2 separate regions of the Homo sapiens genome follow, and region 1 is linked to region 2. A link is a loop called in an ENCODE intact Hi-C map of the cell type or tissue named here. Cell type or tissue: K562. All regions are shown on one strand.

Region 1 (4,000 bases), 200 kb before region 2:
TGATAACCAAAATAATTTCCCTTGTCAGCAATATATTCATATACAATTATATATAAGCACAAAGATTTAAACTTATTACCTGGGACTACAAATCAAAGCAACACTTACCTAACCCTTAGCAATTGATAAGACAAAATACAGTAACAGCTGCACTTTTCTATTAATAGATAAAAAGACATGAACATAAATACACATAAGCATATACTTAACACAAATATAAACGTTCTGTTCTTAACTTTTGTATAAAACATTTTGCTAATGGCATCTAGAAATTCAGAGCAGGAAAAACATAAACCCCCAGAAATATTCAAGCAAAACTCTGAAATGATTAGCAGTGTAATCTACTCAAAAGCAAAAATATTCCCCTCATTTTTAGTATAACACTTATCTGCAAAGCCAACACAGTCTGCCCCCAAATATTTACTGAACATCTACCACGTATGGCATCCTGCACTAGGTGGTAGAAACACAGTGGGGAAAGTGACAAAGTCCCTGCCCCATGGAACTTACTGTTCTAAGCAGAAGAAACTGGAATGATTTTACAGAGAGAGAGAGAGAGAAAGAGGTAGATATAGATGTAGTGTCTATGATTTCTTCTCTGGGTTTAAACTTTTTTATCTTTAGGGATATAATGCTCAATATTAGTTTAAGAAATTAACTACTATTTGAAATTCACTGTTTCATACTACACAAAAATATCTGCCCACGCTGTCATATGGAAAGTGTTTAATTTTACTTATCAATAACATTTAAATTTGAAGTGCATAATAACTATAATTTATACTACAACACCAGCACAATCACAAAACCAAGGTAGAATGTGAATCCATTATTGAACAATGATCAGGATGAATTATTATAATAAAGCAGAATTACTTAATATGAAATCAGCCTATGTGTATACACGTCTTGCAAGCAAAACTCTCTTCTAGTATTTCAGTATAAGCCATAACAATCCCTCTATTATAAATTAGAGTACTAGGGCATCACTTACATGTGGAAGAATTCTGAAATCTCTATTTGTTTATCCTAATGGTTACACACAAATGTTTGTGTAACCATTAGACTATACAATATAAAAGAAACTGTTAAAATACAGTGGTATAAAGAAGTAAATAAGGTAAATAAATAAGTAAACAAAAGCAATAATTTATCTTAAGTCTCAAAATATTACAGATACAGCAATAATAAAATTAATTCTTTATAATATAATCCCATATATAATTGCTATGTGACCAGAAAACAAAACTTATAATCAAGAAGGTTTCTTTCAACCCTAAGATTTCACGATTTTATAATATTTCTAAAATGCTAACGTTTTCCTATTGAGGGAAATTTGCCAAGTTTACTCATGGATCCTCATCAATTCTCTGACTCTAGAAATATCTTCTATAGCAAAAAAGCCTTTATTAGCTTCTCTTTATATAGTTTCAGTTTAATATACATGTCAGTATAACGTTAACTGCCAAATAGTAGGGGAGGTAGCATATATTAGGTAGAAAGGATATGGTTTTGGTGTCAGACAAAGCTGGATTCAAATTCTATAGATTCCGCCACTTAGTAGAAGTGTGATAACCAAGATACTTAAATACTGATGCTCAATTTTCTCACCTATGAAAAGGAGTTGCTAAAAGGATTAAACATATTATATAACATGAATATATATTTACAGTACTTGTCATACAGTAGCTCTGTTATTTAGTATTTATTAGTGGTTACTTTTACATTTATTTAGTAGAAACGTTATTTCTCTTCCCTGGTATAGATAATTTTACTCTTTGTCTAACAAAGACCTGAGAATCATGGCTAAGTGAAATACCCAGGCAATTCTCAACTTTATTTTCAGCCTCTCATACCCATGTCTTTTTTTTTTTTAACTAGGCTCAAACAAAGAAATATCAAAGTAGCTACTAGAAGATCTGGTAGTATTATTAATCTTTGAGAAACTGTAGACCCCTGAAAAGATGATAAATGACTACAGAGAAGACAAATTTTAAGCTTTCAATAAGAACATATGGATTTCAGAGATGGTAACATTGATGCTTCATCTAGTAAAATTCTAGACAGATGGCATATAAGATGTAAAAAATAAAGATGTTTTTACTGTGTCCATCCCTAAGAATAAATGGCAGAAAACTAGCTGTGTATATATTTGTGTGTGTGCACATGCATTTAAAGGGTTTTTAGATCTGGAAAGCCCAAAATAGACTATATTTAATTTCTGTGGGCCAGGAACAACAATGACTACAGCTGCTACTGCTAACATTTATTGGACTTTTCTATATGCCAGACATTGTGAGGGATGATTTATATATCATTATTTCACATATCCCTATAAAGCCAATACAATTATTAGGAAACCAACGGTCAGAGGGGTTAGGTAACATGCCCAGTATTACACAGGTAACAAGTGATGAATAAAAAATTTCAGTTTGACTCTAGAGGGCAGGCTAAACCATTATGCTTCACTCTCTCTTTTTTCGGGGGCGGGGATAAAGTCTCGCTCTCTCGCCCAGACTAGAGTGCAGTGGCGTGATCTTGGCTCATTGTAGCCTCCGCCTTCCAGATTAAAGCAATTCTCCTACCTCAGCCTCCTGAGTAGCTGGGATTACAAGGGTGTGCCACCACGCCTGGCTAGTTTTTGTATTTTTAGTAGAGACAGGGTTTCACCATGTTGCCCAGGCTGGTCTCAAACTCCTGACCTCAAGTGATCCACCCGCCTCAGCCTCCCAAAGTGCTGGGATTACAGGCGTGAGCCACCATGCCCAGCCTATGCTTCACTGTCTTTAGCAAACATTTTATAAAATATTTGAAACAAAAGGGGAAAAAATGGGAACTAGATATTAACAGGTTCAGGTACAGTTTGAGGTAGACCTATGGCCTTACTCAAAATGTGCTAATTAAATAAAGAAAAATCAATTTAGAAGAAAGCTTTTTACTAAGTTTTGCCTAGGTACTCTTCTGTATACATCATTTTTGCTAACTTTAAAGACAACAAGGAACATAAGCTTTCTAAATCTATTAAAAACATTAGAAAAAGATCACATTAAAGTAGAAGGAAGTGCTGAGTAAGTAAGGAATAACTGCAAAGCCCTGCAACTATGTTCAATAAACTGATTTTCCAAGTTCCAAACAGGTGAGATCTAGACCTAAATAAGTTCACTACAAAGCTAAGGTGACCTGTTGTTGGAACAGCTGATTACATGTGGAGCTGCACTAAGGGAAGCACATTGTCCAAATATGGCAACTACTCATCCCACTGTAAGAAGAGCACACTGAGCAAGAGAATACTGCGGCTAACGATAACTGCAAAAGGTCTAAATTTTTGTGTCTCCTTCTTTAATAGTTCCCTCACTGATGTAGTTCAGACAGCTTCATCTCCCACATAACTAAGAAGCTCCATACTTCCCTATGTACACAGAGGACATTAGCAGATCAGAAGTCTTTCACCATAAGATCATATGTTAAAAGTGCCAAGTCCATGCATGTTGTTGTGGTGGAAGGCAACCAAAATGATGAGATATTTGTAAACCAAAGTTCATGGAGAAGCTGCCTCCCATCTCTATCACTTCTCCATCCTGATGTCCTGTTCTATTCTTTTCATGGCATTAATCATAATCTGAAATTATCTTATTTTTTTTTACTTGCTGGCATCTTAATATAGAATACTTTTTATCTCTATTTGGATGTAAGCTCTATGAGAAAAGAGTTTATCATTCCTGTTCACCAGATTCCAAATACCTAAACAATGACTTGCACACAAAAGACGCTCAATAGGCCGGGCATGGTGGCTCATGCCTGTAATCCCAGCACTTTGGGAGGCCGAAGTGGGTGGATCGCCTGAGGTCAGCAGTTCGAAACCAGCCTGGCCAATGTGGTGAAACCCAGAGCCTACTAAAAGTACAAAAATTAGCCGGGCATGGTGGCACACACCAGTAGTCCCAGCTACTCTGGAGGCTGAGGCAGGAGAATTGCTCAAACCCGGGAGGCGGAGGTCACA
Region 2 (4,000 bases):
AACATCTAAAAGCATAAAGAAAAGGAATATCTTCCCCTGTACAGCTACAGCTGATTAACAAAAGTCCATTTTTCTCCTTCATAAAGGCTCATTTTGCAGGCTACTGATTCCTGATTATCACTCATAAAACACATGTAGATAGGGTTGAACAAAACATGGGCAAAAAATGATGAATTCAATTTTATGAGAAAATTTATAGCAAAAGTACCTACATTAACTTTTGATAAAATAAGAAAACTAGTGATTAGACTTGGAGTTCCTATTTCTTTTTCTCTCGATTGTCATTTCTTTTGTTTTTTTTTCTAATTTTTTTCTTTTATCTACAGTCTATATTTTTTCCCATTTCTATTCGTATTTTTTCTTTAATCCCTTTCCTCTAGGGTTTTTCTTTCTTTACATAGTTGGAAGTAGAACTAATATGATTTAATGAAGAATTAGATGTAGAGTGAGAGAAAATGGAGTTGAAAATGCCAAGTTTTTCATCTACAATAATTGGAAAGATCAAGTTACAAATTAAAAAGACTGTGAGAAATTACAGGAGGAACAAGTTTGGGACAGTGTCAAACTTGATTTTTTAGTTTGATTTTTGAACATATTAACTTTGAGATGCCAGATGAAGATCTGAAGTTGTTGAATATATAAGTTTGGAGACCTCAGGTCAGAGAAAAACATTTGGAATCATCCAGTCATAGATATATTTAAAGTCATGAGACTGGATGGGCTAATCTAACAAGCAAGTGTGGTAGAAGAAAGACTGCTTAAACAATGTCTTTGAGATGTCAAAATGGAATAAAATAGAGTATACAAGTAGAAAATTAGCCTTAAAAGCAGGGACATTTCATATTATAAAAGAATTAAGTTTCTTGTAGTACAGTGGAATAATGAAATAATTCACCTAAATATATAAAACTTCAAAATTTAAAAAATACCAGGGAAATAAAAAGAATGAGTAAATTTATTAAAATATGCTGAAAATTTTAAAAATCAAATATTTAAAGCACAAATACAAAATTTCACCTATAAGACATATTTAACTTTTAATTAATTGCTTAAAGTCCTACTAAAAAAAAAATAACATTTTTAAGTCTTCCTCCCTCTTCCCTTCAAATGATCCAAAGATCTTGAAAAGGGAATAAAACAACTATGCTACTATTACAAATACGGATAAAATATTAGTAACTAAACAATATTTACTAAAGAAATAAAATAATCATATCCTATTTATAGGTACTTAATACTGACCCCTGTAAACATCCCCCGGCCCCCCAAAAAAGAAAGAAAGTCATACAGAAGAGTCAAATGAAAAGGCTTTAGGAAGAATAGCAAGATGGTCTTGATTCAAATACTTGTGTTGCCAATTATAAGCTAGATCTCATAGCAAGGCAAAATAAAATGCTTTAGCTCCCTACTCCCCGTTAAAAAAAAAAAAGTAAATAAAAGATAATCTACTTTGCAGGGTTTCTTGCTTTAGTAAGAAAAAGGCTGTGCGTGGAATGGAAATAAACATACGGTAGAAATAATAGTTGTTTTTTCCTTGCCATTACTGTGACAGTAAAAAGATTATCTAAAATAACCACTTTTTTGTTTTGTTTTTCCTGGAAAAATATCAGAAACTTTATGGACTGCTTAATATCATTAGATATTAATTCAATTAGATACTGTAAGTCAGCATTTGATTAGGACAGAAAACACAGTAATTTAAACAGGGAAAATTTACTATAAAGAATTATTAACTGTCATAGTAGAGTAACTACAAAGAGAATTTAACCCTAAAGCTAAGGGAGAGTACCACAAGAAGAACTAACGTGGAAGTTGGGTCCTTTCACCAAAGGTGGTATTCAGACCTCACTGGAGAAGGCAGGATTACAGCCCAATGAATAGCAAAGAAGTTTGTTGGACTGCCCAGGCAAAGCTAGACCACAGGCACGCAGGAAACCCTCTGGGCTGCAGCCAGCAAAGGCTGGCAGGCAGGTGGGCAAAGGAAATCAGGGCTTCCAGAGTCAGCTCACTGGCAGGGTGGTACGAGGCCTGGGGCACACAGTGTCTGTGTCAGGAAGGCTGTAGGAGGGCCTCACTGAGACAGAACCAAAGCTATGAGCTCACGGAGGGACTGCATGTGAGTGCACAGCTGGGTTGAACCAAACATCAGCAAAAGCACAGCATCACTGGATGTCCCTGGATCTTACAATAAGCAAGAGCAAGAAAACAATAAATGTAACACATCAGAAACAAAAGAAACCCCATCTTCCTGCAGTGTCCCTGCAACACCCTCTACTGGCATAATTTAATATTGTGCTTGCTGCAAAGAAGAAATGTTTAAAGCTCCATTAATGCAGATCAGCTAAGAGGACAGATTTGGAGCCAAGGGGCAATAACCTGGTAACTGGATAGGATATGGTTAAAATACCCAATCTCTTCTAATTAGCAGCCAGGCTACATATCCAAATTTCTTAAACCAATAAATTAAATGTTTATATTATAGAAGTATACTGTGATTTATAAAAGGATTCAAAAAGAGCTGCAATAGAGGTCTGCAAATTGTACCAATGCCAGTTTCCTAGCTGTGATACTGTACTATGGTTATGTAAGATGTTACCATAGGGGGAAATGGGGAAGCACACATAGAGCATCTCTATACTATTATTGCAATTTCCTGTGCATCTACAATTACTTCAAACTGGAATTTTTTTTAATGAGCTCCAAAACATCTAGAATCAATCAACTTATGAGAACACATTACAGACAACAATATATGTTTTCATTGCTCATATTTTAAAAGTATTTCTTAAAATACAATGCTAAAAACGTAATAGTACTACATCCACATTTAATACTTAAACCATGATGCCGCCTCTCCCCACTGGGTGCCAACAGAAGCCAGCAATGAAAAGATGCTGAAAATTCTGTCCTGATTACAAGTTTCAGTTCAAAGGCTGAGAGTCAGATAGAAGCTTCCAGTTATCCACTCCCCAAATTATTCACCTGAAAATGCCAATAGCTTTCTATCAATTGTCACATGAAATCATTAACAGAGAATAATGAAAGTACTTTTGTATAAGTAAGTAATACCTGTTTTCCTATGGAAAAAGAGAGTTATCCTTCTACTGCCTTAAAAGAAAACACAAAAAGGACAAGTGAGTAAGCTCACAGGGTAGCTTTTAAAATGTTATGCAGAATATGGGTCATCCCACTAATCTATTCCCATTTTCAGGAAAGGGAGGAATGATATCCTCTAAGAGAAATTATTATAACATCTAAAATTCTTTATTTTGCTGTAAAAGTTCATAAACGTACTAATTCACATAAGAGAATAAAACATCCAAATCAGACTGACATCTAGGCAACTTCAAGATAGTAACTTGAGTTTTTACCTAAATAAAACTGTAACAACTTGCTAAGGCAAAAGTAAAAATAAGTACTAAGTAAATCCAGCAAAAGACCCTCAGAATGGTCTAACATCAAGTTAGAGCAGTCAAAAAATAATAAACAATTCAAATTCTACTGTCCATCAAATTTAGTGATGTCAACTCACACTAAAAAACTGTTTCATGAGAAGAAGAGAGTCCCTGGGTGATTTTTTCAGTACTCCTTGTCTAGGATATCTTTTCCTCAAGAAAATAACACAAGGAAAGGTACTATCAATCACCCATGCTACACAGTATGGTTCTTATCACTTCAGTTTCTCATTATATAGTTTGTGCTGCAAGCCGGCAAGCACAAATTGAAAACTGAAGCAAAATTGCTACCAAAAGAGGCACATCACTGAACTCTCCAAATGATCAAACTACATGATCTGATATGATCACTGTCATTTAGAAGTGATGTTTTTCTAATGTATATATAATGATTGTATCCCCCCAAATCAATGTGAGATAGAAGTGGCTCATGGAAATCCTTATTTTCCAACAGTGTTGGCCCATGTTACTCACTGCAAATTGAGTTGTGTGCTTATAACAACTCTAATCATTATATTCTGCTTGCTGTATCACTACTTCATTCT

The links. Peaks named below come from ENCODE experiments on the same cell type or tissue, not always from the same donor. Only the 100,000 strongest peaks of a DNase experiment are listed, where the experiment ranks them.
Region 1: a loop joins it to region 2, with 2.5 times the contacts of the local background. A loop is called at or near these places in 4 of 110 quality-filtered maps.

The regions. Positions count from the first base shown.
Region 1 is chr1:174,465,276-174,469,275 of GRCh38, reverse strand. The region is part of intron 13 of RABGAP1L (RAB GTPase activating protein 1 like); the gene reads right to left. Among named protein-coding and RNA genes, the nearest start is that of GPR52, 19 kb to the right of the region's middle. In K562, a CTCF peak has its summit at 2,442 (motif pointing right); no DNase peak of the experiment used is centred here.
Region 2 is chr1:174,261,140-174,265,139 of GRCh38, reverse strand. All of the region lies in intron 7 of RABGAP1L (RAB GTPase activating protein 1 like), which reads right to left. Among named protein-coding and RNA genes, the nearest start is that of RABGAP1L, 100 kb to the right of the region's middle. In K562, a CTCF peak has its summit at 2,272 (motif pointing left); a DNase peak (open chromatin) is centred at 2,269.